Linked DNA regions of Homo sapiens: region 2 is linked to region 1. A link is an interaction called in ENCODE POLR2A ChIA-PET data of the cell type or tissue named here. Cell type or tissue: MCF 10A. All regions are shown on one strand. Each heading gives the region's core, and the rest is flanking DNA. Links, peaks and the distances in the headings are about the cores only.

The links. Peaks named below come from ENCODE experiments on the same cell type or tissue, not always from the same donor. Only the 100,000 strongest peaks of a DNase experiment are listed, where the experiment ranks them.
Region 2: POLR2A ChIA-PET joins it to region 1 with 5 read pairs; 1 of 35 experiments calls an interaction of 5 or more read pairs at or near these places.

Annotation. Positions count from the first base shown.
Region 1 is chr14:35,324,640-35,341,888 of GRCh38, forward strand. No RefSeq gene overlaps it. Among named protein-coding and RNA genes, the nearest start is that of PSMA6, 41 kb to the left of the region's middle. RefSeq lists enhancers at 7,024-7,318, 7,484-8,405, 8,416-9,025, 11,910-12,431, 15,062-15,251. In MCF 10A, for the core only: no CTCF peak of the experiment used is centred there; DNase peaks (open chromatin) are centred at 8,542, 9,942 and 10,962.
Region 2 is chr14:35,224,710-35,238,146 of GRCh38, forward strand. All of the region lies in intron 5 of PRORP (protein only RNase P catalytic subunit), which reads left to right. The region is part of intron 5 of PRORP-PSMA6 (PRORP-PSMA6 readthrough); the gene reads left to right. It also overlaps the pseudogene RPL7AP3. Among named protein-coding and RNA genes, the nearest start is that of PSMA6, 61 kb to the right of the region's middle. In MCF 10A, for the core only: no CTCF peak of the experiment used is centred there; a DNase peak (open chromatin) is centred at 9,512.

The DNA.
Region 1 (17,249 bases), core at 7,633-11,632:
AAAAATGTGTTTTTAAAACTTAGAATTGCCAAGCAACAGACCTTAGCATATATAAGAATTTAATATATGATAAAATTAGCACCACGTATCAATGGGAAAATAATTCTAGGGAGAAAATAACTATGTAGGAAAAAATATTCTTTGTCTTACATCTTACAACAAAATAAAATCTAAGAGGCTTCACAAGGTAATTAAAAATATATATATATTTAAAAAGAGCTAGAAGAAGGAAAAAGAGACAGAAAATAAAATAGTTTAGTTGAAAAACAGATCTCCACATGGAGATCCACTTTCTAAAGAACAACAATGCACTTTGGGAGGCCGAGGTGGGCAGATCAGCTGAGAACAGGAGTTCGAGACCAGCCTTGAAACCCCGTCTCTACTAAAAATACAAAAAATTAGCCAGGCCTTATGGTGGACACCTGTAATCCCAGCTACTCAAAAGGCTGAGGGAGGAGAATCGCTTGAATCTGGGAGGAAGAGGTTGCAGTGAGCCAAGATTGCACCATTGCACTCCAATCTGGGTGACAACAGCAAAACTCCATCTCAAAAAATAAATAAATGATAAAAAATAAAATAACAATGGATAAAAATCATGAAGGGAAAACATCTATATATTTCACTACTTAAAAATGTAAAATTTTGTTAATAAGACCCCATAAACAAAGTTCAAATAGGAGAAAATATTAACACATAAATAGAAAAATATAACAACAACAGACAAGTCACGAAAATTTTCTAGTCTAAACCTAAAAACTCAATAATTTTAAAATGAAAATTACAAGATAACATATTTTCTATCAAATTACTAAGACTTTTACATTAATAGCACATAATATACTTGGTATATTGCAAGTGTTTCATAAGTATTTGTTGTATGAAGGAGTGATGAAGTATATTAAAAGTTAGCTACTCCAGGCCATGCTCAGTGGCTCACGCTTGTAATCCCAGCACTTTGGGAGGCCAAGGCGAGCAGATCACTAGATCAGGAGTTCAAGACCAGCCTGGCCAATATGATGAAATCCCCATCTCTACTAAAAAATAAAAAATAGCTGGGTGTGGTGGCATGTGCCTGTAGTCCCAGCTACTCAGGAGGCTGAGGTAGGAGAATTACTTGAACCCGGGAGGCGGAGTTTGCAGTGAGCTGAGATTGCGCTATTGCACTCCAGCCTGTGCCAGAGCAAGACTCCACCTCAAAAAAACAATTAAAGTTAGCTACTCCTTTTGCTGGTGGAAGTACAAACATCTTTCTGGAGGGCAACATGGAAATATGCATCGAGAACCAAAAAAAAAAAAAAAAGAAAGAAAGAAAAGTTACCCATTTGTAAGAATGTGTCTAAGAGAAGTAATTAGAGATGAGGAATTGTGTCAGAGTAATTTTTATATACAACAATATAATTTTATATACAATGATAAATTCCATTGCATTCAATACTGTGGAATATTATGCGGCCACTAAAACCTCTGTTTTGAAGAATATTTAATGATATGGAAAACATTTACAAATGTAATATTATGTTTAAAAAAATGGAATAAAATATGCAGTGTGATCCCTGCAGCAGACATTTTGGTACTCTGCCTTCCTCATTTCTGCCATACCATGGTGGATAGTCCTGACTCCTGCCAACGGCATCCCACCCAGAAAGTACTTTGTGCAGTTCTCTGCTTCCCTGCCTCAGGGCTTTCTCTGAAATCAGGAAAACCTGCTCAGGCTGTGCAAGCCTAATACAGCCTGAAACTTTGGGGTAAATAATGCCAACTGGAGCTGATGGATCAATGTCCCAGCTTCTTGTTGGGGGGCATTTCTGGGATGGGCTATAGATGTCCCTAGAACTCTGAAGCTGTATGCAAAATTTGGTGCATGTCCTAATTTCCTGGGAGAAGCCCATAGCTTTTATCAGATATTCAAATAAGTCTATTTGCCAATAAAGGAGAACCACTGGCATAAGGGAAACAGTAGAAGGAAGAGGATCGAATGGCAACAGTGGTTATTCTGGTGAAATTACAAGGGCATTTTTTCCCTTATATTCTTCTGCATTTTCCATATTTAAAATAAGAAACATGTATGAAGAAATTGAAAATACCCCAGATATACAGCAAAAGGAAACTGATTAAGAAATTACAGATCAATAAAATACTTTGCTGCCAAAATTGTTGTTTTTTTTTTTTTTTTTTTTTTGAGACAGAGTTTTGCTCTTGTCGCCCAGGCTGGAGTGCAATGGCGTGATCTCGGCTCACCACAACCTCTGCCTCCCGGGTTCAAGCGATTCTCCTGCCTCAGCCTCCCGAGTAGCTGGGATTACAGGCATGCGCCACCGTGCCCGGCTAATTTTGTATTTTTAGTAGAGATGGGGTTTCTCCATGTTGGTCAGGCTGGTCTTGAACTCCCGACCTGAGGTGATCCGCCTGCCTCGGCCTCCCAAAGTGCTGGGATTACAGGCGTGAGCCACTGCGCCCCACCACCAAAAATCTTTTAAAAGAATAAAATGATACTGAGTCTGGGTGTGGTGGCTCACACTTGTAATCCCAGCACTTTGGGAGGCCAAGGCAGGGAGAATCGCTTGAGACCAGGAGCTTGAGACCAGGAGTTTGAGACCAAGCTTGGGCAACATCTCTACAAAAAAACAAAAAATTAACCAGGCATGGTGGTGTGTGCCTGAGGGCTCAGTAACTTGGGAGGCTGAGGTGGGAGGATAGCATGACTCCAGGAGGTTGAGGCTGCACTGACCTATAATCACACCATTGCACTTCAGCCTGGGTGACAGAGTGAATCCCTGTCTCTAAAAAAACAAATAAAACGGCATCAAAAACATTTATGACACAATTGGGGGAAATCAGGATATAAGATTGTTTACAAAGTCTAAGATGTCAACAATGTAAACAAGGTGGGGGGAAAAGCTCCTGGAACTACTAAGCATTTATAGGACGGTTGCAAGATATAAAGGTAATATATAAAAGTTAATTGCTTTCCTATATAACAGCAATGAACAATTTGAATTTGAAATTAAAACACGACACCATTTACATTAGCACTAACAAAATAAAAGACTTAGGCATATATCAAAATATACACAGGATCTTTATGAGAAAAACTACAAAATTCTGATGAAAGAAATCAAAGATCTAAATAAATGGAGAGATACTCCATATTCATAGATAGGAAAACTCAATATTGTCAAGATGTTATTTCTTCCCAACTTGATCTATAGATTCAACAAATTCCAGTCAAAACTCAGCAAGTTATTTTGTGGATATTGACAAACTGATTCTAAAGTTTATCTAGAAGTGCCAAAAACCCAGAATAACCAACATGATAATGAAAACACTCAAGAAGAACAAAGTCCCCCCGGAAGACTGACACTATCTGACTATCAATACTTAATATAAAGCAACAGTAATCAAGACAACATGATATTGATGAAAGAAAAGACAAATAGATTAATAAAACAGAATAAAGATCCCAGAAATAGACCCACAAACATATAATCAACTGAACTTTGACAAAGGAACAATGGTAATTCAATGGAGAAAGAATCGTATTTTTGATAAATAGTGCTGTAACAATTGGACAGCCACATGGAAAAACATGAATCTAGACACAGGCCTTACACTTTTCACAAAAATTAACTCGAAGTGGATTATAGACTTAATGTAAAAGTTTCACATTATGAAACTTTCAGATAATAATACGAGAGGAAATGTAGGTGACTTGGGTTTGGCAATGAGTTTTCAGATACAATATCAGCAGCACAATCCATGAAAGAAAAAAATTGATGAATTGGACTTTAGTAAATTAAAAACTTGTGCTCTGTGAAAAAAACATTAAGAGAATGAAAAGACGAGCTATAGATTGGGATAAAATATTTGCAAAACACATATATGATAACTGATATCCAAAATACACGAAGGATTCCTAAAATTCAACAATGAGAAAACAATTTAAAAATTGGCAAAGGATCTAAACAGACACCTCACCAAAGAAGATAAGCAGATGGAAATTAAGTATATGAAAAGATGCTCATTGGCTGGGTGCGGTGGCTCATGCCTGTATCCCAGCACTTTGGGAGGCTGAGGCAGGCAGATCACGAGGTCAAGAGATTGAGACCATCCTGGCCAACATGGTGAAAACCTGTCTCTACTAGAAATACAAAAATTAGCTGGGCGTGGTGGCATGTGCCTATAACCCTCACTACTGGGGAGGCTGAGGCACTAGAATCACTTGAATCTGGGAGGTGGAGTTTGCAGTGAGCCAAGATCGTGCCACTGCACTCCATCCTGGCAACAGAGCCAGACTCCGTCTCAAAAAAAAAAAAAGAAAAAATGCTAAACATCATAGGCCATCAGGAATTGCAAATTAAAACAACACTGAGATGCCACTACATATCTATTAGAATGGCGAATTTTTTTTTTTTGAGATGAGTCTTGCTCTGTTGCCCAGGCTGTAGTGCAGTGGCGGGATCTCAGCTCACTGCAACCTCCGCCTCCCAGGTTCAAGCGATTCTCCTGCCTCAGCCTCCTGAGTAGCTGGGATTACAGGTGTGAGCCACTGCACCCAGCTAACTTTTTGTATTTTTGGTAGAGACAGAGTTTCACTATGTTGGCTAGGCTCGTCTTGAACTCCTGACCTCAGGTAATCTGCCTGCCTAGGCCTCCCAAAGTGCTAGGATTAAAGGCGTAAGCCAACTCACCAGTCCAAAAAAAAAAAAAGTTTTTTTAATAACAGTACCAAATACTACTAGCAAGGGTGCAGAGCAGCAGTAACTGGTGGGAATGCGAAATGGTACAGCCACCTGGAAGACAGCTGAGCAGTTCTTACAAAGCTAAACACTATTAGTGTAAAATCCAGCTTATAGCCACACAAAAACCTCACAAACAAATGTTTATAAAGCAGCTTTCTTCATAATTGCAAAAAAACAGGCTGGGCAAGGTGGCTCATGCCTGTAATCCCAGCTCTTTGGGAGGCCGAGGCGGGTGGATCACTTCTGGCCAGGAGCTCGAGACTAGCCTGGCCAACATAGTGAAACCCCATCTCTACTAAAAATACAAAAATTTTTCGGGCATGGTGGCGCATGCCTATAATCCCAGCTACTCAGGAGGCTGAGGCAGGAGAATCACTTGAACCCGGGAGGTGGAAGTTGCAGTGAGCTGAGATCGCATCACTGCACTCCAGCCTGGGTGACAGAGTGAGACCTTGTCTCAAAACAAAACAAAACAGAATAATAATAACAATTGCCAAAAACCAGAAGCAAGCAAGATGACCTTCAATAGGTGAGTGGAAAACAAACTGTTGTGCATCTATACCATGAAATATTATTCGGCACTAAAATAAAATGAGCTATCAAGCCACAAAAAGACATGGAAAAATCTTAAGTGCATATTGCAGGTGAAAGAAGCCCATCTGAAAAGGTTACTTACTGTATGAATCCAACTATATGACTTTCTGGAAAAGTAAAAACTATAGAGACAGTAAAAAAAGAATGGTTGGTGGGGTGTGGTGGCTCACACCTGTAATCCCAGCACTTTGGGAGGCCAAGGCGAGCGGATCACCTGAGGTTGGGAGTTTGAGACCAGACTGACCAACATGGAGAAACCCCATCTCTACTAAAAATACAAAATTAGCTGGACATGGTGGCGCATGCCTGTAATCCCAGCTACTTGGGAGGCTGAGGCAGGAGAATCGCTTGAACCTGGGAGGCGGAGGTTGCAGTGAGCCGAGATTGCGCCACTGCACTCCAGCCTGGGCAACAAGAGCAAAAGTCCGTCTCAAGAAAAAAAAAAAAAAGATAACGGTTGCTGGGAGTTCAGAGTGGGGTGGGAAGAAATGGGAAGTGGAGAGGGATGAATAGGTGAAACACCAGTTCAGGGCAGTGAAACCTGGGTTTGGTATGGTAATCATGGATGCATGACATTTGCCTTTATCAAACCCCATAGAAATGTACAATACAAAAAGTAAGCCTTAATATAAAATATGGACTTTAATAATAATGTGTCAGTATTAGTTCATGAATTGTAACAAATGTGCCACACCAAAGCAAGATACTGATAATAGGGAAAGTTGATGTGGGGTGGTGAACTCTCCACACAATCTGCTCAGTTTGGATGGGCGCGGTGGCTCATGCCTGTAATCCCAGCACTTTGGGAGGCGGAGGCGGGAGGATCACTTGAGCCCAGGAGCTCCAGACTAGCGTGGGCAACACAGGGAGACCCTGTTTCTACAAAAAATTAAAATATTGGCCAGGCAAGGTGGTTCATGCCTGTAATCCCAGCACTCTGGGAGGCCGAGGTGGGCGGATCATGAGGTCAGGAGTTCAAGACCAGCCTGCCCAACATAATGAAACCCCGTCTCTACTAAAAACACAAAAAATGGACAGACGCAGTGGCTCACGCCTGTAATCCCAGCAATTTGGAAGGCCAAGGTGAACGGATCACGAGGTCAGGAGATCAAGACCAGCCTGGCCAACATGGTAAAACCCCATCTCTACTAAAATACAAAAAATTAGCCATGCATGGTGGCACGCACCTGTAATCCCAGCTACTTGGGAGGCTGAGGCAGGAGAATCACTTAAACCCAGGAGGCAAAGGTTGCAGTGAACTGAGACAGTGCCACTGCACTCCAGCCTGGTGACAGAGCAAGACTCTGTCTCAAAAAAAAAAAAAAAAAAAATTAGCCAGCCATGGTGGTGTACGTCTGTAGTCCCAGCTACTTGGGAGACTGAGGCAGGAGAATTGCTTGAATCCGGGAGACGGAGGTTGCGGTGAGCCGAGATCACGCCACTGCCCTCCAGCCTGGGCAACAGAGCGAGACTCCGTCTCAAAAAAAAAAATTAAAATATTAGCTGGGCCCGGTGGCACATGCCTGTAACCCCAGCTAATTGGGAGGCTGAGGTGGGAGAATTGCTTGAGCCCAGGAGTTCCAGGCTATAAAGTTCTAGGCCCTCAGCCCTGGTCTATCAAGTCCAAGTCTCGCAGGACACTGCTGTGGGCATGAGTCTTTCGAGAGTGTGGCCCAGTCAGGCCTGGAGTATGCTACTGCTTGGGAAGCACTGTGGGCAGCGGCTGCAGGTGACAAGATCACAGTCAAGTGTATTTGGGGCTCATCCGCCTGTGCTGCTCTCTTGGTCAGTGGGCAGCTTACTGGTGTGCTGAGTCAAATGCATTTTCAGAAGGTGACCTTGTGCCTTAGGCTTATGTCATCTGTGCCTTTGCTGACGTCATCCTCGACTCCAGCAGCCAGACCAGGGGATAACAAATGCAAATGTCTAACAGTAATTAACTCTTAGCAGCAACCTCAGCCTGGGGCTCCCCTTTCCAGGGCTTGTGGCAGCTCCACCGGGCCCTGCTGCAGCCCCTTGTCATTGAGAGGCCTCTCCCACATCCAGAGATACGAGGGGAATGTAGGGAAATGTGCATTTAGACGAAGGAAATGCATTGTCCCAAATGGCAAGTGGAGTGGCATAAACTTTGGTGAAGCTGCTGACACCCCTTTATCACAAGAAGATCGTTTGGATTAGGGGTGTGCTTTCCACAGAAATCAGGCTCTGGCCTTACTGCAGGGGGGTGACCTGTAAACCTCAGAGTTAACACAGTGGTTTAGGTTTCACCGAGTGCACTACGGTGATTAAGTCTCCACTGAGGACTGGAATGAGGAAGAAAAGGAGAAGCAGAAGAAGAACAGGAAAGACCTGTTCCCTGGGCAGAAGAGGGATGATCTGGGGAGAGCCCCAGCGAACAGCCCCAGAGTGCCGGGCCTAGCTGGGGTTTTCCAGGGATAGAGGCCGTGAGCAGCAGTGCGGATGTTGGCCGCGTCTAGCCGTCTGCTTAATAACTACCTCAGAGACCTGTTTGCCCCGCTCGGTAAAACTGGGGCCACGCTGCTTGGGCAGCCTCCAGGCGCCTGGCTGCCACTTTTTCTAGGAACTTATACAAGTCCTCATCAAGAGGGAGGGCAAAAAATTGTCGGTGAAGATGGCTGTGCTGGCATTTTGTAAGTGACAGTGGTCAAGCTCTAAGTTGTGGATGGACACGGCAGGGGGCAAAATCACCTCCTCTAAAAAACGGCCTAGCGATCCTAATGGATTGGCCGTAGAGACCCATCATTGCAGGGAGACCTGGGAAGGCCACCTGCTTCCCTGTGCCTCTGTGTCCTCAGCCACCTGAGAAAGTGTACTTCAAGAGGGAACCCAGGGAAGAAGGCTGTACAGGGTCCATGTTATTGCACCATCTCCTGTCAATTTAGGAGACATTTTCTTAATACTTCTTATTGATCAACGAATATTTTTGAGCCCCTCCTGTAAGTCAGACCCTGCTCCGGGGCACAGGGTGATGACCAAGACGGACTAAGTCTCCCCAGGGGCTAAGAATTTAGGCCCTTGCAGAGTATCTCCTCCAAGTTATTGAGCTGCCACTGAGATATCTGTGGCCACTTTGCATCCTGTCTGCATCCAGCAGGGTGGCAGTCCAGGCCTTTACAGAAGCAGACTGGGCATGAAGACATTTCTTGTGAAAAACCAGCTTCCAGGCCTCCTTCCTGGGAGGGACTCTGTGAGTGCCACGCCCAGGGCCCTGCAGCAGGTCGTGAGCAGATGCCTCTAATGATTCAAAGCTACCAACAATACTGTAAGAGGCCCCTTTCCTGCCAAAGACTACGTGGAGATCCCTTCTGGGTTTTTCTTTTTCTTTTTCTTTCTCTGTGAAGTGTACTTAAAAAAACAAAAGGTCATTGTAAAACAGGGTATTATGCTGTTTCTTCTAAAGCAGGAGGGGCTGCAGGTGCTCACAGCTGATTTCTCATTTCTGAAAAACCCTAGTTCCAGGCCTACCTTGAAGGGAGGGGCTCCTGGGAGGGAGATAAATAGTCGTATGAGGCCCTGTCCAGACACTGACACACCAGACAATCCAGCAACACTGCGGGTCGGAGGACCCTGCTGAACAGGTCGTAGCCAACAGCTCCAGGTGGCTGCATCCTAGCACCAAAGCCAGGAGACAAGAGCCCTGACTACAGGGGTGCGGAAAGGGGCACTCGCAGCCCCAGGCTTCCAGCCGCCAGAATCAAGTGCTGGGACTTCCAGCTTCCCCACAGTCAGAGCCTGACTGAATTCTCAGTCCACAGCTGAGTTATTTACAGCCTCAGTTTTTCTCTTCTGAAAAAAAGGGGTATAAACCACAGGATCCATCTCAAAGAAGTGCTATGAGGAAAAAATGACACAATGCATTTAAAGTGCAGAGAAGACACCAGCTACGCTGTGGCAGCAGAGTATGGCAGCGCCCTTCCAGAACGGCTCTCTAGTGCTGTTAAGTTTCCCCAGCATCCTGACCAGTCACTACCAAAATGTGATTTCCTGCGAACATTGTCACCCAAGCAGTGTGGTCAGGCAGGCAGAAGCCAGCCTGAAGTTTACAAATGTCTCTCTTCAGCCAGGGCAGAGCAGGTGAGGCCCTGCGTCACCCGCGCAAGGCTTGTGGTTCAGCCAGGGAGACAACGTCCTACTTCTTTCAGGGTGACCATGTTCTTCCTGGGCGCTCATTTCCTCGTGACACCCATAGGCGGCAGCTTTTCCCTATGGGGGTCCCTGGCCTTTAGGGCAAGTCCTGCCCTGTCTAGAGCCTTCTCCTCCTGGAGGAGCACACACGATGGCACCAAGCTGCTCTGACCCTGCCAGGAGCCAAAACAGCCTCTGGGAGCTCCAAGGGGCGCCCCGGGCTCAGGGTCATCTCCCACACCTTCCCTTCCCATCCCGAGGCCTGCAGAGCCCTCAAGGGCTCAGTGGCCCTGGCTCAGCTGGACCCCAGCACAGACAGGGAGGCCTCTGACCTGCACCCAGAGCCTGCCTCCCAGGGCTTCCTCACCCCAGTGTCCTAGGAGGGGGTGGCACAGATGGAGAGAGGCCAGAGGCTGCCACTCAGGAGTATGTGAGTCAAGGCTTGCTTGGGAGGTAGGGGCAGAGGTGGAGATGCCCAGGGGGCCAGGAGAAAGGGGAGGAGAGATTGGGAAATGAAGCCCTTCTGGGGCTGCCAGCTCCCCTCTACAGCTTTAGGCCATGCCAGGGGGCCCTGAAGTGAGTCAGCCCCTACAGAAAGCCCAGGCTTTCTGTAGAAAAGAGTTTCGCTTTTTTTTTTTTTGAGACAGAGTCTTGCTCTGTCACCCAGGCTGGAGTGCAGTGGCACGATCTCGGCTCACTGCAAGCTCCGCCTCCCGGGTTCACACCATTCTCCTGCCTCAGCCTCCTGAGTAACTGGGACTACAGGCGCCCGCCACCACGCCCGGCTAATTTTTTTGTATTTTTAGTAGAGACACAGGGTTTCACCGTGTTAGCCAGGATGGCCTCGATCTCCTGACCTCGTGATCCACCTGCCTTGGCCTCCCAAAGTGCTGGGATTACAGGTGTGAGCCACCACACCTGGCCAGAGTTTTGCTCTTGCCCAGACTGGCCAGGCTGGAGTGCAGTGGCGCCATCTCGGCTCACTACAACCTCTGCCTCCCGGGTTCAAGCAATTCTCCTGCCTTGGCCTCCTGAGTAGCTGGGACTACAGGCACGCGCCAGCACACCCAGCTAAGTTTTGTATTTTTTTTAGTAGAGATGGGGTTTCACCATGTTGGCCAGGATGGTCTCAATCTCTTGACCTCGTGATCTGCCCGCCTCAGCCTCCCAAAGTGCTAGGATTACAAGCGTGAGCCACCCGGCCCACTATTCCAGTTATTTTAAGATGTACATAAATTATTATGTTATCATACACTAGATTTTATTGAATCTACCATTTCACATTCTTATTGAGAGTGTAACCTCTTGAAGCCTACTGGTGCAGGAGGGATTTTGCAACCTTCCTTTGGCTTTTGTCACCTATGGAAAACTACAAACCAGCTTGCCTATCCGGTGATTGGAACCAGGAGGATTGCCGGCCTTGGGTCTGGAAATCCTATCCCATGTGTCTTCCTTCCTCCCTCCCTCCCTTCCTTGGTTCCTTCCTTCCCCTGACTAGGCCCCAGAGGGGTGGGGAGGCCTTCCTGGGCCTGGCATCAGGGCTCCTGGGCTCCCAGCCAAGTGTCCAGAGGTCACTCCTCCTGGCATCTGGATCCTTCTTATCTTCCTGAGACATAGGAGGCTCCTGCTCTGGAGATGACTGAAGGGAAAACACCTGTATTTCCAGGGCCTTGGAAATAGCCTGCTCCAGCCGGCCTTCCCGGGAGAAACTGAGAAAGGACATTGGTCCGAAGCATTTCTCTTTCGGTTTGTGCTGCGCTGAGCCTGTCCTGTGATGCGGCCCTCACCAACCAAGGACTGAACGAGAGGGACTCCATGCGAACCTGCTCAGCATACAGCAGGTGCCTCGTGGATATTCTTCCCTAAGGCTCCAGGCCAGCCAAGCACTGCATTAACCAGGTTCGGATGAACTTTAGAATGTACGCATCTGAGCTGTCATAGTTTTTTGTTTTCTTGTTTTTTTGAGATGGAGTTTCGCTCTTTCACCCAGGCTGGAGTGAAATGCCGCGATCTCAGCTCACTGCAACCTCTGCCTCCTGGGTTCAAGCCATTCTCCTGCCTCAGCCTCCCAAGTATCTGCGATTACAGGCTCCTGCCACCATGTCCAGCTAATTTTTTGTATTTTTAGTAGAGACAGGGTTTCACCATGTTGGCCAGGCTGGTCTTGAATTCCTGACCTCAGGTGATCCACCCACCTCGGCCTCCCAAAATGCTGGGATTACAGGCATGAACCACTCTACCTGACCCATAGTTCTTAAATTTAAAATCTTGATATGCTGGTGGATATGCAGCTTGATTTCTTTAAGCCGACATGGCCTGACTTTTTCAGATTCTCAGCCTGTGTTGGAGGGCTGTTGAGTGTTCTTTCTATGCAGAAAGTACGCCTGCCGTCCTCTGTTTTGTAATCGCCACCCCATCCCTGCCCAACACACACACCCACACAGCCGCAGTTACGCCGGGTCCAGCAACGCACGAACCAAGTGGAAGGTCAAGGGCTGGGGCTCCGTTTCCCTCCCCTTGAAGCTGTTTGGTTTGCTCTTGTCCCAGCCCCTGACTGAGCCGCCAGCCCAGAACGGGGGCAGCCCTCCCCCATGCAGTCAGGGCCAGAGGAGCATAATATTGCCCCCCCGGGTGCAGCCTTAGGTGCAGGAGCGTTGGGAATTTTCCATCTTGCTCTGCAGCCTGGCTTCTTAGGTCATCGTCCTGCTGCTGACATAGGCCTGGGTTGGGCGAGTTTCCTGCAGGTCAGCGAGGGCGCGGAGGCAGCGCCTGAGCCTGCTCAGGGCCTGGCTTCCTGCCTGCTGTGAGGAAGGGTGGAGGAGGGGTTCGAGGCCTCAACCATCCCTTGGCCCAGAGCCTCAGGCCAAGCAGCCTCCGCCTCTGCCCAGGCCTGTCTCCTCCCGGCCTCCTGCTCTCCTGTTTCCTAAAGCTTTCCCGCTGGGTGGCTCCCAGTTCTTCCAGAAATCCCCTCCAGGAAATTTGCTTGTTGCCACAAAATAATGCAAATCTGTTCCTGGGGCCGCCCAGGCAACCTGCAGTCTCTGTCTCCCCAAGACCTGAGGAGGGAGGGCGAGGCAGGCCCTGTGCCCGTCAGGGTCCCTTTTCCAGCCATGAGGACAAAGGATAAGCCGCACCCTCGTCACCCTCTCATAAGCTGCAAGAGAAAGTTCCTGGTTTTACCTCTAAGGGAACCAGCTCCACCTAGGGAAAGGCCACACAGGACCCTCAAAGGCACCAAGGTCTTTTTTCTATTTAATATCTAAAACAGTCTGAATATATTAAAGTTTATGCTCATGTTTGGCATTTGTTTATCTGTTTCTCGAACTTCAACTCCCTGCCGTGTCTGGAGCAGAAAGTGAAGGCCCATGGATAACACTTCTGCGTGCCACAGTCCTAGGTGGTGACCAATGCAGGGATGCACAGGTGCCGTGTGGCCTTCTGCAGGCCAGGCCCCACAGAGACCCACAGTCAAGGTGGCCTGAGACCCTTGAACAAGGAGCTTGTGGCCAGAGAAAGGCTAAATGCAGCACCCCCACCCCTGTGGCTAGTGCCAGGGCCCCACCTGAATGCTCTGCAGTTGGGTCCCCCCAGGCCATCTCCAGAGGAGAACGCAAGTGGGCTAGGGAGGGAACAGACCAGCCTGATGCAAAACCCTCTCAGCCCAGCACAGCCCTCGTGTCCCTGGGCTGAGGGTCTGGGGAGAACATCACTTGCTCTTGCCTCCCTTCCTTTCTTGCTGCTGCTGCCTCCTGAGGTCAGGCCGTGACTACTCAGGAGAGGAATGGAATTCCAGGGCTCCTGCTCCTAATGAAGGAGAGGTGGGAGGGGCACACACCAAGCTGCTACCAGGTACCAGGCCCTCGGAGGTGCTTGAACACTACCTCCTTGACTCTCAATAGCAATCCTATGAGGTGGATGTTTTCTTGCCCAACAGATGGGATTCTGAGACTCAGAGATATTGGTGACTTGCCCGAGGTCACACCAATGGTAGGTGGTGATTCAAAACCAGGTCTGTGTGCAGTTCAATGACCATGGAGTCTTGCCCTGTTGCACAGGGCTTCTTGTGTCATACACAGCCTTCGCTTTGTGAAATCCAGCACAGTTGACCCACATTCTCACCCAAATCCAAACTCCAAGTTTCAGAGCTTCTTTGCACCCATAAAAGGGGGGCTCAGAAGTCCCCTTGAGGCCTCAGAAAGGACATAGACCAAACAAAGGTTATGGCCTAATAAGAAGCAAATCAAAGTAACATTGCCTTATGATTTAAAAGTAGTATGTGGGCCAGGTGCAGTGGCTCATGCCTGTAATCCCAGCACTTTGGGAGGCTGAGGCAGGTGGATCACCTGAGGTCAGGAGTTTGAGACCAGCCTGGCCAATATGGCAAAACCTTGTCTCTGCTAAAAATGCAAAAATTAGCCGGGCGTGGTGGCTCGCACCTGTAATCCCAGCTACTCAGGAGGCTGAGGCAGGAGAATGGCGTGAACCCGGGAGGCAGAGGTTGCAGTGAGCTGAGATCGTGCCACTGCACTCCAGCCTGGGCGACAGAATAAGACTGTCTCAAAAAAATAAAAAATAAAAATAAAAAAACAGTAAATAAATAAAAGTAGTATTTGCCTCCTGGTGGATGGCATTATCCAACTAATTTATTCACTGTGGTTGGCTATGTGGGTCTTACAGGGAGGGTTTAGGGCTCTGGGGCTGGGCCTGTGGACCTGTCTCCCACCAGGCAGCGCAGCCCCTTCTAACCTTGTCCCATAGAAACTTTCATGGGATGCAAGGCCACAGGCCAGAGCTAGGATTGGGCTGGGCGGGGGAGGGGATTATCAAGGGTAAACCCCTGCCTCCCACAAAGGATACCGAGCTACAGCGCAGGTGCAGTTCGGCAAGTCCCGACACAGGCCTCATTGTACCCAGCCCCTCAGCGAGGGCCTTGGGACGGCCCCACAGATAGGGCACCTCCACCCCATCCCCGGGCTGCAGTTCAGGACCTAGGAGACAGAAGGCTGCGGGTGACTAAGACCCTTAATTGAGCCCTGCAAGCTTGCACGATGAGCCTGTCTACCCGCTAACAAGCACCTTGTGCCTCTGCTCGGTCGGCCTCTGACCCTGGAGAGGGTGTCTTGTTGAGGGCAATGTCCTTGACCTGCCTGAGCTCCTCCTTGGGCCCTGCATTTCATGCTGCCCTTCCTCAGCAACCAGGTGCGCACCCCTTCCTTGGCATCTGCAGCCTAATATTAATAGCTGTGGGATGGGCAAAGAACGTGTGCCTTACTGCCTCCAGGTTCTTAGCAGCTATAAGCTCTCTCTGTTGCCTGGTTGGTTTTAAGGGTTTCTTCTGGAATATTCATCTTTGTCCACTGACTGCATCGCCATAAGCTATAACTGCTTAGAGGCCAAGGACTTAGGCACAGGTGAAATGCATTTCAGCCTTGGAGACCCAGACCGACCCAAAGCGATCCTCATGTCTGCTCTGTTTAGGGTATTTTCCTGGTGGAAAGAATATGATTGCTGATTTGGGGAAGAGGGCCCTCAAGCCTCTAGCACTGCCTTTGCTTCAGCTGTGGGAGCACAGGGAGAGCAGGTGGGATACAGGGGAAGACCCCTTTTGAGGTTTTGTGGTGGGGAAGGAGGAGGCCGATACTCACCAGAGGAACAGATATGGGGTCTCTGGAGCTGCCATGCCCCACAGTGGGCCACCAGCTCCCAGCCTTCCCAGTGGTTCTGCACCAGCTTCCAGGGCTCTCAGCCCACCAGGCACCTGCATCACAGCATCGCCTGGGTCATAGCCTGAGTTTGAGAACCATCGCCCTGCATGGCCTGACCAGCCGAGGCTAGTGGCAGCTCTGTGCAACGTGTCTACTTCCTCTTCCCTAAACAGCTCCTTCCCCACCACATTTCTGTGTTTATGGCTAGAAATTCTGCAGCAGCTGCATTTCTCAGTATCCGGTGGATCTCTGCAGAAGAACAAACCTCTAGGTCTGAGGAGCAGCAGCCTCCTTCCAGGGGTCCCTCTCAGAGCCTGCCCCCCCCGCCAAAACCTCAGCAGGACCTTGCTCTGTGGGACTCTGGCCAGGTTGACAGCATAGGAAGACCCTAAGGAAGCCCCAGAAGCAGCTGCAGAGGCGGTGGGGAGGAGGTGCCACAGAAGGCTGGCATTTGCCCCTTGTGCTGTCCGGCTGCCTCCCACCACCACCCGGGTACAGGCCCTGGGTCTACTCCTCGGCACAGACTCAGGCCTCTCCCCTCGGGTGCCCACTGTACCTCATCGCAGTCACCCACTTCCTTCTGGTTCCCAGATCAGCCCCTCCTCAGCACCTCTGTGCCAGGTGGGCCTCCCCAGCCTGCATATTTGGATTTATCTTCAAAACCAGCCTCAGTTCCTTCATATTTCCAGGAATCCTTCCTGCCACCCTGACAGAGAATTTTTTTTTTTTTTTGAAATGGAGTCTGGTTCTGTTGCCCAGGCTGGAGTGCAGTGGGCGATCTCAGCTCATTGCAAGCTCCACCTCCCGGGTTCAAGCTATTCTCCTACCTCAGCCTCCTGAGTAGCTGGGATTACAGGCACCCACCATCACGCCTGGCTAATTTTTGCATTTTTAGTAAAGACGGGATTTCACCATGTTGGCCAGGATGGTCTCAAACTCCTGACCTCAAGTGATTCACCTGCCTCGGCCTCCCCAGGTGCTGGGAATACAGGCGTGAGCCACCGCGGCGGCCATGAAAAGGGCTTGGAGATTCCTTTCTGGAAATCTAAAATCCATGTGAATTATGTTAGGGCAGGTATGAAATTCAATAATTGGTCCTGCTCCAACGTACTCATTTGACAGGTCATTTGCCCTCACAGTCTGTATTTTTTCAGGTCAAATGCAGGTGCCACACTGACTTATGGCCTTGACTTCCGTAGACTCATTCCACTCAGGATGAAACGTGATTGGTTCCTGAGGTGACCCTGCCTCAGTGATAGAAGTGAGTCCTCAGGCAGGGAAGGGTGTGGAGGCAAACAGCCTGGGGAGGGAAGGACGCCTGGGTTTTCCCAGCCAGTGGCTCAGGGCACCCTGCAGACCTGCCAGTCCCCTCTGGGATGAGCCTTCATCCCTGTGACCCCTTCTCTGAGAAAGGGCACCCCAGGCCCAAAGCCTCCCCAGTGCACAGGGCTGGTTTCTGATGAGCTGCCCCCTGAGGCTGGCCTGGCAAAACCAGGTACTGACCTGCACAGGGCCTTGGCATGATTTGGAAAAAGGCAACTCATTGTCCAGATGGACACAGCCCGACCCCCACGCCTCAGCCCACACCTGCATGCTGTACACAGCAGCCCTGACCCCAGGAAAGTCCCTAAGATTTGTAGGAAAAAGGAAAGACACACAGTACATGCTCCACCAGGCTCCTTCTCCAGGGCCTCCCCAGCGCATCCCGTCTCTGCCTGGCTCCATCAGAACCCAGCTGGGTGAACCTTGGGCCCCTCATTCCCCTTGGTGAGACCCTGAATCCTGGAGGGGGCTGGACTTGTCCTTCATCCTGGGATTCTAGGTCAAGTTCTTAGCTCCTGGCTCCTCTTCAAGGCCCGGCTGGGTCTCCTCCTCCCACTCCGCCCCTCTGTCCCCTCCCACAGAGTTCACCACACAGGAGGCAAGGCCAGCGGGCTGGGAGGTACCAGTGGTGGCTGGCAGCTTAGAGTAATCAGCCCCGCCTGCTCCCACAGAGGCAAGGCTGCCTGCCAAGGCCCTGCCTTCTACTGCTGTTGGCAGCTCCTAGGGCAACAACAGAACCTCC
Region 2 (13,437 bases), core at 7,570-11,569, 100 kb before region 1:
CTTTGTCAGACGTGTAACACTTTAACCTTCTTAGTTATAACTTGGCCAAAAGCTGCTTAGTTAAAACAATGTTCCTTCCACATTATTATTGTCTGCCTGGCCTCCCACCTATTTCCTAGGATTCAAATTAGACAGTTGGTGTCTAGCTCTTGTTTGTGTATATTTGACAATGAACTCCTTTTTTTTTTGGTCACATGTGTTCTGGGATTGTGGAAAGTTTATTGATTGTGTCCAGGGTTAGACGAATGATGTCCTTTAATCTAATCTCTTTTACCTTAATTATAGTTCTGACCTGCTAATTATTTCTACCTATCCATGTTCACATCCAATCTTCTCTTCCATGTAAGTGTTGCTAGTATCAGAAATTTTTTTCCATGTTTGCATAGGTTTTATTTTATTCTTTCCTAAATGTATTAATCTTTATTGTTTCAAGAGGAACTTTATTATAGTTAATATAGTATGACTTACCACATACATGTATTTACTAGGACTTCTGAATACATTTACTGAGAACTTGAATACTTTGGTGTAGGAGATTTTTCTCCTGTAATGAAGGAAGCCCCAAGAAACTAAATCAATAAACAAAAAGCTAAGAATTCTGTTTAATACCTGCTTTTCTACCCAACACTTGGTGTATTTTTTTTTCTTTTTTTTAAGATGGAGTTTTGCTCTTGTCGCCCAGGCTGGAGTGCAGTGGTGCGATCTCGGCTCACTACAACCTCTGCCTCCCAGGTTCAAGCGATTCTCCTGCCTCAGCCTCCCGAGTAGCTGGGATTACAGGTGTCCACCACCATGCTCAGCTAATTTTTGTATTTTTAGTAGAGATGGGGTTTCACCATGGTGACCAGGCTGGTCTCGAACTCCTGAGCTCAGGTGATCCACCCACCTTGGCCTCCCAAAGTGCTGGGATTACAGGCATGAGCCACCGCGCCTGGCCCACTTGGTGTATTTTAAAATGTGTTTATGCTTTCTTTTTTGGTAGCCATGACATCTCCCTGGCAACTGTACAACCTGTCTAATCTATAAATTATAGTGAAGAGTAGAAAACAGCTTAGGGCTGGGCACAGTGGCTCACACCTGTAAGCCCAGCACTTTGTGAGGCCAAGACAGGCAGATTGCTTGAGCTTAGGAGTTCAAGACCAGCCTGGGCAACATAACGAAACCCCATCTTTAAAAAATAAAATAAAATAAATAAACAAATGAGAAAAGAGCTTAAGAAGCATAGCTCCTAAATCACTTGCCTCTAGCCTAACCAAAGCTGTAACTCTAAGTTTTCACTAGACTTCTGGTGACCTAGTGATACCTGTTATTACTCTCATAAAACCACCAGCTTAAGTATGTATATTTTACTATAGTTGGTATAGATTCTAGCTTTCCTAGTCTGTGAAATATTTAACAAAGACCCTCTGTTGTTAATATTTGTGCCATGATGTTTCTCAAATTAACTATTTGGTGTTAGCCATGTAAGCTTTCAAATACAAACATTCAATATTCATTAAATCTTTAACTCCTCATCATGTGCCAGGCTCTGTGCTAGATACTATGACAGATGCAAAGATGAATAAAATGTAGTCCCTTCCTTTGTTTAGGGGTTTATAATCCCACAGATACCTAAATCATTAATATGTAGAATATTTACAAGGGCTGTAAGAAATGTTTAGGCAAAGAGCTAAAACATCCACAGGCTAAGGAAAACTACTTTTAGCTAAGGAGGGATCAAATAATTATGTGGAAATTGGCATTTAATCTGGATCTTGGCAGGTTAGACTTTGATAATCAGATTTGGAGAGTGGAAAAGGGGCTGACTCCACTGTTCAGACAACAACGCTGTTTAGACAGCACCACATAATAAAGTAGTACTTTGGAGATAGGCAGTGATGGGTTGGGGGGAGTAATAAATATTGCCTAACTTTGTTCTATTACCAAACTTGTGGCAACTTTACTGTGACGAGATTTGAGGAGAAAGATAAAATTTAATACCCAATTGAAAATAGATGGTTAAACAAACAAGCAAAAATTATTATTATTATTTCATTATTTTTTGAGACACGATCTCTCTGTATCATCCAGGCTGGAGTGCAGTGGTGCAATCATGGCTCACTGCAGCCTCAAACTCCCAGGCTCAGGTGATCCTCCCACTTCAGCCTCCCAAGTAACTGGGCCTAGAGACATGCACTAACACACCTGGCTAATTTTTGTATATTTTGAAGAGACAGGGTTTCACCATGTTCCCCATGGCTAGTCTTGAACTCCTAAGCTCAAGCGATCCACCCGCCTCTGTCTCCCAAAGTTCTGGGATACAGGCGTGAGCCACCGTGCCTGGCCCCAAGAAAAATTCTTACCGTCCTTGTGATATTGGTGGATTTTGGTTATCTCTAAAATCAGATTTCTTCCTTTTGATTATAAGAAACAGTTTTAATGGATTCCACTTATTTTCCTTAAAAGTTATGTTAGCCAGGCGCGGTGGCTCATGCCTGTAATCCCAGCACTTTGGGAGGCCGAGGTGGGTGGATCACGAGGTCAGGAGATGAAGACCATCCTGGCCAACATGGTGAAACCCCGTCTCTACTAAAAATACAAAAAATTTAGTCGGGCGTGGTGGCAGGCGCCTGTAGTCCCAGCTACTTGGGAGGCTGAGGCAGGAGAATGGCGAGAACGTGGGAGGCAGAGCTTGCAGTGAGCTGAGATCGCACCACTGCACTCCAGCCTGGGTGACAGAGCGAGACTCTGTCTCAAAAAAAAAAAAGTTATGTTATGACAATACAACACATTGGCATAATGTCCCCTTAGAAGCATGGAAATCATCTGTGCTTTCCTTCATTCAGGTTTCTCCAGCTTGCACCTATAAATCTGAACCAGTCCTTTAGCTTTTAATGTTCTTCTTCCTCTTCCATCCTGGTCTATCCTTACATAAGAGAACTCCCACCAAAAATATCCTTACTTCTCCCAGGGACTCTCTACTTCTCAGAGAGTCCCAGTTTATATCTTACAGCAAAATGAAATAAATAGGAATTTGGGCATATTTTAAACTTTTTTTAAAATTTTAGTTTAAAATTATAATTTTTTTCTTTATTGTTCACAGTTAAGTAACAAGTAATTTTTTTTTGCACAAGCCCGCAGAAATACGTAACAGGTAATTTAAAGACTTAAATCAGCCGGGCGCAGTGGCTCATGCCTGTAATCCCAGCACTTTGGGAGGCCGAGGTCGGTGGATCACAAGGTCAGGAGTTCGAGACCAGCCTGGCCAATATGGTGAAATCCCATCTTTACTAAAAATACAAAAATTAGCCGGGCGTGGTGGCACACGCCTGTAGTCCCAGCTACTTGGGAGGCTGAGGCAGAAGAATCGCTTGAACCCAGGAAGTGGAGGTTGCAGTGAGCCAAGATCGCGCCACTGCACTCCAGCCTGGGCGATAGAGCAAGACTCCGTCTCAAAATAAATAAATAAATGAAGACTTAAAATCATAAGTGCTAGCTTTACAATATTAATTTTTAAAAGATAATAGCCAGCCATTGAGCATTATTGCCTTCCCTTGTGTGTGAAAAAAGAAAACATAACATGTAACTCTGAATAAATATAGAGTTAAAAAAATAATTTCAACTTCTGTTTTAGATTCTGGGGCTACATGTACAGATTTGTTACACAGATATATTGCACGATGCTGAGGTTTGGATTACGAATGATCCCCTCACCCAGGTAGTGAACATAGTACCCAATAGTTAGTGTTTTCAACCCTTGCCTTCCTCCCTCCATCTCCCCGCTAGTAGTCCCAGTGTCCGTTGTTGCCATCTTTATATCCATGAGTACCCAATGTTTATCTCATACTTGTAAGTGAGAACATGCAGTATTTAGCTTTCTGTTCCTGTGTTAATTTGCATAGGATAATCGCCTCCGGCTGCATCCATGTTGCTGCGAAGGACATGATTTTGTTCTTTTCTGTGGCCACATAGTATTCCATGGTGCATATGTACCACATTTTCTTTATCCAGTCCACCATTGATGGGCATCTAGGTTGAGTCCATGTCTCTGCTATTGTGAATAATGTTGCGATGAACATATGAGTGCATGTGTCTTTTTGGTAAAATGATTTTATTTTTAATATATACCCAGTAATGGGATTGCTGGGTTGAATGGTAGTTCTAAGTTATTTGAAAAATCTCCAAACTGCTTTCCATGGTGACTGAACCAATCTATATTCCCACCAACAGTGTATGAGCCTTCCCTTTTCTCCACAGCCTTGCCAGCATCTGTTTTTTACTTTTTAACAATATCCATTCTGACTGGTATGAGATGGGATCTCATTATGGTTTTGATTTATAGTTCTCTGATGATTAGCGATATTGAGCATTTTTTCATGTTTGTTGTCCACTTGTATGTCTTCTTTTGAGAAGTGTCTATTCATGTCTTTTGCCCACTTTGTAATGGGACTATTTGTTTTTTGCTTATTAAATTGCTTAAGCTCCTTATAGATTCCTGGATATTAGATTTTTGTTGGATGCGTAGTTTGCGATTATTTTCTCCTATTTGTAGGTTATCTATTTCTTCTGTTAATAGTTTCTTTTGTTGTGCAGAAGCTCTTTAGTTTAATTAGGTCCCACTTGTTGATTTTTGTTTTTATTGCAGTTGCTTTTGAGGACTTAGTCATAAATTCTTTCTGAAGGCCGACGTCCAGAATGGTGTTTACTAGGTTTTCTTTTAGGATTTCTATAGTTTGAGGTTTTATGTTTAAATCTTTAATCCATCTTGACTTAATTTTTGTATATGGTGAAAGGTAAAGGTCCAGTTTCATTCTCCTGCTATGACTGGCCAGCTATCCCGGCACCATTTATTGAATAGGGAGTCTTTTCCCCATTAATGCTGGTATTTTAAAAGGGCATGAAGATGTTGGCCTATAGTATGCCAACCTTTTCATTTCAGTTACTCCCCACCCCTCATAAAATACTTTGTTTACATTATGCCCTGTAGATGGCAGTACTTATATGAAAAATGTAAGTTTAGAAAGAGCTTTGAGAATGATTAGCAGGTGGGGTCTTTAATGAGAAAGGCTTAATTGACATGTTCTTTGTCAATTTTTTTCATTCACTGGATTTTTTTCAAACAATCACAAGCTTTCTTTATCACTCATGATGTTTCCATTGAGTTTTCTTTCACCATCGCCTGACCTCCCTAGACCCCACTTTTGTTTCAGAAATCACATGTTACACAATCATTTTCTCTTTAGAGGGCAGTGATTAGAAACTAGTTGATTACATATATGATAGGATCCTGTGTAAACTTCTGGGTACATATTTTTTTTCTCAAGAAGCTCGAGTGCCAGCCAGATGTCATTACTGTAAATTCTTTTTTTTTTTTTTTTTTTTGAGACCAAGTATCACTCTGTGGCCCAGGCTGGAGTGCAGTGGTGCAATCTCTGCTCACTGCAACCTCTGCCTCCCAGGTTCAAGCAATTCTCCTGCCTCAGCCTCTCTAGTGGCTGGGATTACAGGTATGCGCCATAACTCCTGGCTCATTTTTGTATTTTTAGTAGAAACGGGTTTCGCCATGTTGCCCAGGCTGGTCTCTAACTCCTGGACTCAAGCAATCCACCCGCCTTGGCCTCCCAAGGTATTGGGATTACAGGCGTGAGCCACCACGCCCAACCCATTACTGTAAATTCTGATAGAGATGGGGAAAGCAGTATCACATAGCTTTCAAATATGATTTCATTACAAATCTACAGTTATAGGGTCAATCAAGTATATCTTTGAGCGGGAGAAAGTAACTCATTCAGGAATATGAAAAGCTGTCTTGTTCTCCCTAAACATTGGGGATTTTGACTGTGGGATTCATTTAGTAAGTATTCATCGAGTACTTATATGTTAGGCACTGTGCTGGGTAGGTATCCTGCATTACAATTATGAAAGGACATAGTCCGTACTCTCAGATATGCCTTTTCAAGTTAGTGAAACCTGGTGATTCTTGTGAAAGAGGTATGTGGAAGATACGGTAAAAGCACAGAATAGGAATAGATGGTTATGGCAGATATTACCAATTAATTACAACACACTTTTCTTCCAAGTCTGCTGGTCTCAAACTCCTCCACAACACTTGAGAAGCTGGTATTGTTCAATCAAAGAAGACATGCAAGAAGCCTGTTGCCTAAACATGGCATGGTGGGAGTAGTGCCTAAGATACTACTGAGAAATGTTATGCAGTATGCCACCAACTGTGTAAAGACAGGAAAAGAGAACACACACACACACACACACACACACACACACACACACACACTTGCTTGTTGATGTCTAGTCTCTAGAAGGCTACTGAAGAAATGGATAATACTGGTTGCCTCTCGGGAGAACAGCTAGGTGGCTGGGGGATGGAGTGGGAGAGAAACTTTTTATTGAATATCATTTGGTTTCTTTTGGAGTTTGAGCCATGTGAATTTATTACCCATACAAAAATGAAGTTCAAGGTTTACTACCTTACATCACATTACCATGTCTGAGGAGAATATATACCAGTTGTCTTTTATTTGGTGGGTTTTTTAATCTACTAAACTCCTAATCATATACTAAATAGAATAAAAGTATTGCCAAGGATCATTTAAGTATCTTGTAACACTTTTTGTTTTGGTTATGGGAAATTACCAGTTTTTATTTTTCACGCTTCTCAACTAGTATATCCTGATAAACCTTGAGTGGCTGAGAGTGGAAGTGGTTCCTCCCACAAAAGCCAACTATAGATTTTTTTTTATGTACAGCAAAGAGCTATGTGTTTTTGTATTTGTTTGGCTTTGTTGTTTTAATGGAAATTATACATGAGCTATGCCAGATAATCCTGGCAGAAAACAGATTGTGAACAGAAAACATATGGTTAGTAAGTCCATTTGCATTGCTCAGAATTTAGAGCAAATTAACATATTTCCTTGTTGAGATGAATTGGAGTAGTCATAGTAGGACAGATAGAGGCGCCAACTCTCTTGAAATAAATTTTTATAGCTGAAATTTAAAAATACTGGGAATGTGAAAGGAAAGTCCTTAGAATCAGCCATACCCCAGGGGTCCTTAGAAATTTGATATGTGTTTATGGATCACGTAAAGATGATGTTGAGGGTTGTAAAGTATAGGTTTATTCAATCTAAGGAACTTTAGGTCTAGTTGAAACCTGATAAATAAAACAGAATGAAAGTCACATATACACAAGGAATTGCATAAGTTATGAACTTTATTATATACATGCATACTTGCTAAAGCACAATATATAGTCAGTAGACATCAAATGGCTGGTTAATCTTTATGAACTCTGTTTCTGTTAATTGGATAAGAAAAACAGCTTATACCATGGTAGCATATAACAGTTTACAGATCACTTCTGCAGTGTTTATCTCACTTAATCATAGGTTCAAGATTTTATTAATATTTGGGGAGATGGTTTATATCATAATGAAAATCATATCTTTTATTCTGACTTCCATCCCCCTGTTTGGTATGGCCATGCAGATTTTTTTTTTTTTTCATTTTGGAGTTTTTTTGAGACAGGGTCTCACTTTGTCACCCAGGCTGGAGTGCAGTGACACAAACATAGCTTACTGCAGCCTCAGACTCCTGGCCTCAAGCAGTCCTCTCACCTCAGCTTCCCAAGTAGCTGGGATTATAGGCATGCGCCACCATGCCTAGCTAATGTAAAAAAAAAAAATTTTTGTAGAGATGGGGTCTCACTGTGTTGCCCAGGTTAGTTTCTAACTCCTGGCCTCAAGCAGTTCTCCTGCCTCAACCCATGTAGAAGTTTTTGATAGAAAAACAGCAATTATGTAAACTTTTCTTGACATACTTAGCCTGCCAATTAAGAAGAAAACCTCCATCTCTGCTAACGTGGTGTTTCCACCCCTTTTTATTACTTAATTTTTGCTTGGCCCATAGTAAGTCCTTGCCAGAGCATGGTAAAATCTGGCAACGTCCCAAACTGTTTCTACCATTCCTTCTCCTTCCTCTTTTTTTTTGAGACAGAATCTTTCTTCGTTGCCAGGCTGGAGTGCAGTGGCATGATCTTGGCTCACTGCAACCTCCACCTCCCAGGTTCAAGTGATTCTCCTGCCTCAGCCTCCTGAGTAGCTGGGACTACAGATGCATGCCACCACGACCGGCTAATTTTTTTGTATTTTTAGTAGAGGCGGGGTTTCACCATGTTAGCCAGGATGGTCTTGGTCTCCTGACCTCATGATCTGCCCGCCTCAGCCTACCAAAGTGCTGGGATTGCAGGCATGAGCCACTGCGCCCAGCCCTCCTTCCTCTTTTACAACAGGTAGGAGTTCCATTCCAAGGTTCTGGATTTTTGGACTCATTCTCTTAATCTCTTTCAGTTTTAAGAAATCCATCTCTCTTCTGTGCTCTCAAACTTCAGTTTCCCCTTTTCTTTTCATTCGTCAACCCATTCGGCAAATACTTATTGATCATCATAAGCATCAGGCCCTGTTTTTTGCGCCAGGGATACACCAATGAATTAAGTAGAGAAAACTCCCTTCACTCATGGAGCTAACATTGTTTCTGATAGGTACTTACCATCGGCTACGGCATTGCATAACTCTAGAGTATTATTTTTCTACATCTCTCTTCCTAATAAATATATGAATTGTAACTTTGTCTCTAGAATTGTTGTAGAGACAATGAATATTGCCTCTAGAGTTGTTCAGTGCACAGCCAGCTTAGTTCTATACAGTAGTCTTATCTACTGTGCTTAATTAGGATGTCTGTCAAAACTAATTTCCTATAGTAAAATCAGTCAGCTTCCACATTCTAACAATTGCCAACGTGCAATCCCTTCGTTTAAGAAAAGCATGCAGTCCTCTCCATGGTGCAAGGGTGGAAGAGGATTTTGTGGAGAAATCATCCTTTGTATTTCCTCAGATTACCTGTGTTAGGCCACCCTAAAATTTGCTTGTTGCTTCTTTCTTTACCTTCTACAGTATTGAAGGATTTTTTTCCTTTGTCTTTGAGTAGTTCTCTAATTTTTTTCGTTTCCTTTTTTTTTCCCTGCACAGAAAAACTATGTTCACATTTCTTTTCCCTTACAATGATCACAGCATGTGTTTTTCCTGAGCTCTGCAGTGGTTCTTCCACCTTGATTTATGTTCAGTAAATGTGCAATTGGTAAGAAGTCTGTGCTCTGCATTTTGAAGGCAAAGTTACAATTCATATATTTATTAGGAAGAGAGATGTAGAAAAATAATACCATTAGATTCCATTATAATATTTTCTTGCTTCGTGACTCTGCTCAGTCCTCTTAAGTTTGTTAAAGCTCAGGCTTTCCTTATGATCAAAATATGGATCTGAAAAACACTTATTAATACTACTTACTCTACTCCCTTATATAGAAAATAACTTTGAATTTGTCTAAGAAATCATGTCAAGACGCATCTTTCAATGAAATGTGTGCTCGAAGAGAGTAATTCTTTGTGCATGTAGGGTTGGAAAAGGTGAGAAGTATGTTTACTTGCACGTCATTGTAGTTGAAATCAGATGGAAAGGTTTAGAGATTGTGCAATTAGGGAATGTTTTCTACCCACAGATTCTGTAGCCGTGTGTTTCACATTCATTAACAATTAGGCCCAAGGATACTTGGATTCGCATCTGCTTTGGAAACTATTTTTTCCAAATACTGTGTTTCCTAGATCTTTACTGAAATGATCAACATTAGGTATGAACTGCACCAACTTTCCTCTTTAAGATAGCTTTGTTTGTCCTTTGATCTTTTCTGTCCATGTTCAGCCTCTTAAAACCATCTCTGCTGCAAATGTCATTTATATGATGCAGTAAGACACTCTTTCAAATAATTTTTGGATGTATGCTAATCATATATGAGACACAAAGGCTCCTACGCCCCTAGCCTTACTTCCCTCTTGGCACTTTTACTTACTTCATTTTTTTTTAGACTTCAAATGTGATTAACTCTCTCAAATCCTTTCTTTCCTCTTTCAACTGTTGTTCCTTTTTTTTTTTTTTTTTTAAGAGTAAGGGTCTCACTGTGTCACCCAGTTTGGAGTGCAGTGGTGTGATCATAGCTTACTGTAGCCTCTGAACTCCTGGGCTCAAGTAATCCTCCCACCCAGCTCCCAGAGTAGCTGAGACTGCAAGCACACACCACCATGCCCAACTAATTTTTTTTTTAATGTTTTTGTAGAGACAGAATCTCGCTTTGTTTCCCAGGCTGGTCTCAAACTCCTGGCTTCAAGTGATCCTCCCACCTTGGCCTCCCAAAGTGCTGGGATTACAGGCATGAGCCACCACACCTGTTCCCTATTTTTAATATCTTATAACTGAATGCTTTAATCCTGCAACTTAAGATACATCTTCACTGCTTAATTGAAATGGCACTCTTTCAATGTTACCAGTAACCTCCAAGGGGAAATGGAAGCTAATATTTTTTGAAGGAAAATTTGTATTATTTTAATTATTTTTATGTACAGAAAACTCAACAGTGTACATTTAACTCAGTTTAGTGGAAAGTTCTTTAGCCTTTGCCTTTTCGAGCTTGGTGATGCGAGCCACAGACTTGGGACCCAGGACATTGCCTCCCTAGTGATGGCGGATTTCATCATATCTGTCATTGTAATTGGTCCTGATAGCTTCCACCAGCTTAGCCAAAGTGTCTTTGTCTTCCGAGTTAACCTGTGTAAAGTTGACAGTGGTGCAGGTCTTCCTGTGGACTAGATGTCCCAGTCTTGCCTTCCCCTTGATAATGCAGTAAGGGACCCCCATTTTATGACACAAGGCAAGCAGGAAGACAACTAGCTTGATGGGATCCACTTCATGTGCAGTCACCACCAGCTGAGCCTTCTTGTTCTCCTCCAAGGTGGTGATGGTGTTAACTCCTGCTCGAAGGACAGGTGGTCTTTTAGTGGGGACGTCCCCTTTGCCAGCAGCTTTCTTCTTGGCCTGGACAAACAGCCTCTGCTTCTTCTCTTGGGAAGCTAATATTTTTTAGTACCTTCTGTAGACCAAGCAAAAGTTGCCAATGCTAGACACTTGTATATGGAGTACCTCATTTAATTCTTACAGCTGTTATTGGTATTACCTCCTTAAGAATGTGGAAACTAGCCAGGCGTGGTGGCTCATGCCTGTGATCCCAGCATTTTGGGAGGCCGAGGTGGTGGATTGCTTGAGCTCAGGATTTTGAGACCAGCCTGGGCAAGGTGACAAAACCCATCTCTACCAAAAAAACAAACAAAAAAACACCACAAAAAACAGAAAACAAAAAATTAGCCAGGCAGAGTGATACACACATATAGTCCCAGCTACTGGGGAGGCTGAGGTGGGAGGACATCTTGAGCCCAGGAGGCGGAGGTTGCATTGAGCCGAGATTGTGCCACTGCACTCCAACCTGGGCAACACAGCAAGACCCCATCTCCAAAAAAAAAAAAAAAAAAAAAAGCATAAGGAAACTAAGACCCAGAAAAGGTTAAGTAACTTGTCTCATAGCTAGTAAATGGCAAAGTAACAGGATTAGACATGTCTCATTCCAAATTCCTTGTTCTTTCCCGTGTAACACACTGTTCTTTATATTTTAACCTACTGATCTATTTATCTGTTTTCTTGAAATACCATGGTAGACTCTTTGAGACATGCTTTTCTGATTCTCTTGGATCTCCATTGCTTTAATCACTAACTCATAAATAGCTAGCTTGCTCTAGTTTCTGTCCTCCTCATCTAAACCTCTCAAAAGACTGGTATACAATTCTTTTCTTGCTACCCATTTGCTCCCTAACCCCTAAGCCCACTGAAGTCTGGCTTAGTCTCCATCATTGCATTGAAAATGCTCTCCCTCAGGACAGCAGTAACTTCCTAATTGCCAGTTTTGATGAACATATTTTAGTCTTTATCACTCTTTTTCTGCATTTAATACTTTATAGATTCCTTTCTTCTTGAAATTGTCTATGTCTTTGAATTCTGTGACTTCACATTCTTATCCTTCTCATTACACTCTCTGACCATTCCTTGTTCTCTCTTGTTTTTGAACTTCCCTTCCTTCTCTTACTCCTTAAATGTTGGTGTTCTCTGATGTTCTATCTCTGCATCTTTACCTTAGACAGGTACTTGAAACTAAATACTGTATGTCCAAAACTGAACTTGCCATCTTCCTGCCAGACATCTACACCAATAGGTGGTACCAAATGTTCACCAAGTCTTGCCAATTTTACCTCCTAATTATTTCTCTCTCTCTCTCATCTTCTTTCTTTCTCTCTCTTTCTCCTTCTTTCTTTCATTTTTCTTTTCTTTCTTTTCTTTCCTTTCTTCCTCCCTCCCTCCTTCCCTCCTTCACTCCTTCCTTCCCTCCTTCTCTTCCTTCCTTCTCTTCCTTCCTTTCCTTCCCTTCCTTCCTTTCCTTCCTTCCTTCCTTCTCTCTCTCTCTCTCTTTCTCTCTCTCGACAGAGTCTTGCTCTGTCACCCAGGCTACAGTGCAGTGGCGCCATCACAGCTCACTGCAGCCTTGACCTCCTAGGCTGAAATGATCCTCCTGCCTCTGCATCCTGAGTAGCTGGGACCACAGACGTGCGCCACCACATCCAACTAATTTTTAAATTTTTCGTAGAGACAAAGTCTCCCTATGTTGCCCAGGCGGATCTCAAACTCCCAGACTCAAGCGATCCTCCCACCTAGACCTCCCAAAGTGCTGGGGTTACAGGCATCAACCACTATGCCCAGCTCTGTTTCTCAAATCCATTCTTTTCTCTTCTTCTTTTACCATATCTTTCTCATCAGATCCTTGTTAGTACCTGCTTAAATCCCTATCATAGCCTCCTAACTGGTTTCTCATCTTCAGTTTTGTTTCTTTCAAATCTATCCTCTTCCACAGGCAAAAATGACCATGTAACTTAAATCAATTTACAGTTAATGTTTTGACTAGGGAGATATCTGAATATATTAAAATATTTATAGTTCCCCTTTCCAATTTTGCCTTTTCACCTTCTTAAACTTCTATTTTTTATTTGAGACAGCGTCTTGCTCTGTTGCCCAGACTGGAGTACAGTGGTGCTATCTCGGCTCACTGCAACCTCTGCCTCCCGGGTACAAGAGATTCTCCTGCCTCAGCCTCCGCTGGGACTACAGGCGTATGCCACCAAGCCCGGCTAATTTTTTTTGTATTTCTAGTAGAGACGGGGTTTCACTGTGTTAGCCAGGATGGTCTTGATCTCCTGACCTTGTGCTCCACCCACCTCGGCCTCCCAAAGTGCTGGGATTACAGGCATGAGCCACCGTGCCTGGCCTTAAATTTTTAAATTAGATATAATATCTGTTCATTAAGTCAAACAAACAAAACTCTAAATACAGTGCACATAGCCATTCTAAGTTAACACATCTTTTTTTTTTTTCTCTGCGTTTTATGTGAAGGGCCAGAAACCAAACACTGTATTAAAGGTGGGCACTGTGCTTAAACAATCCTATGAAGAAATTAGATTC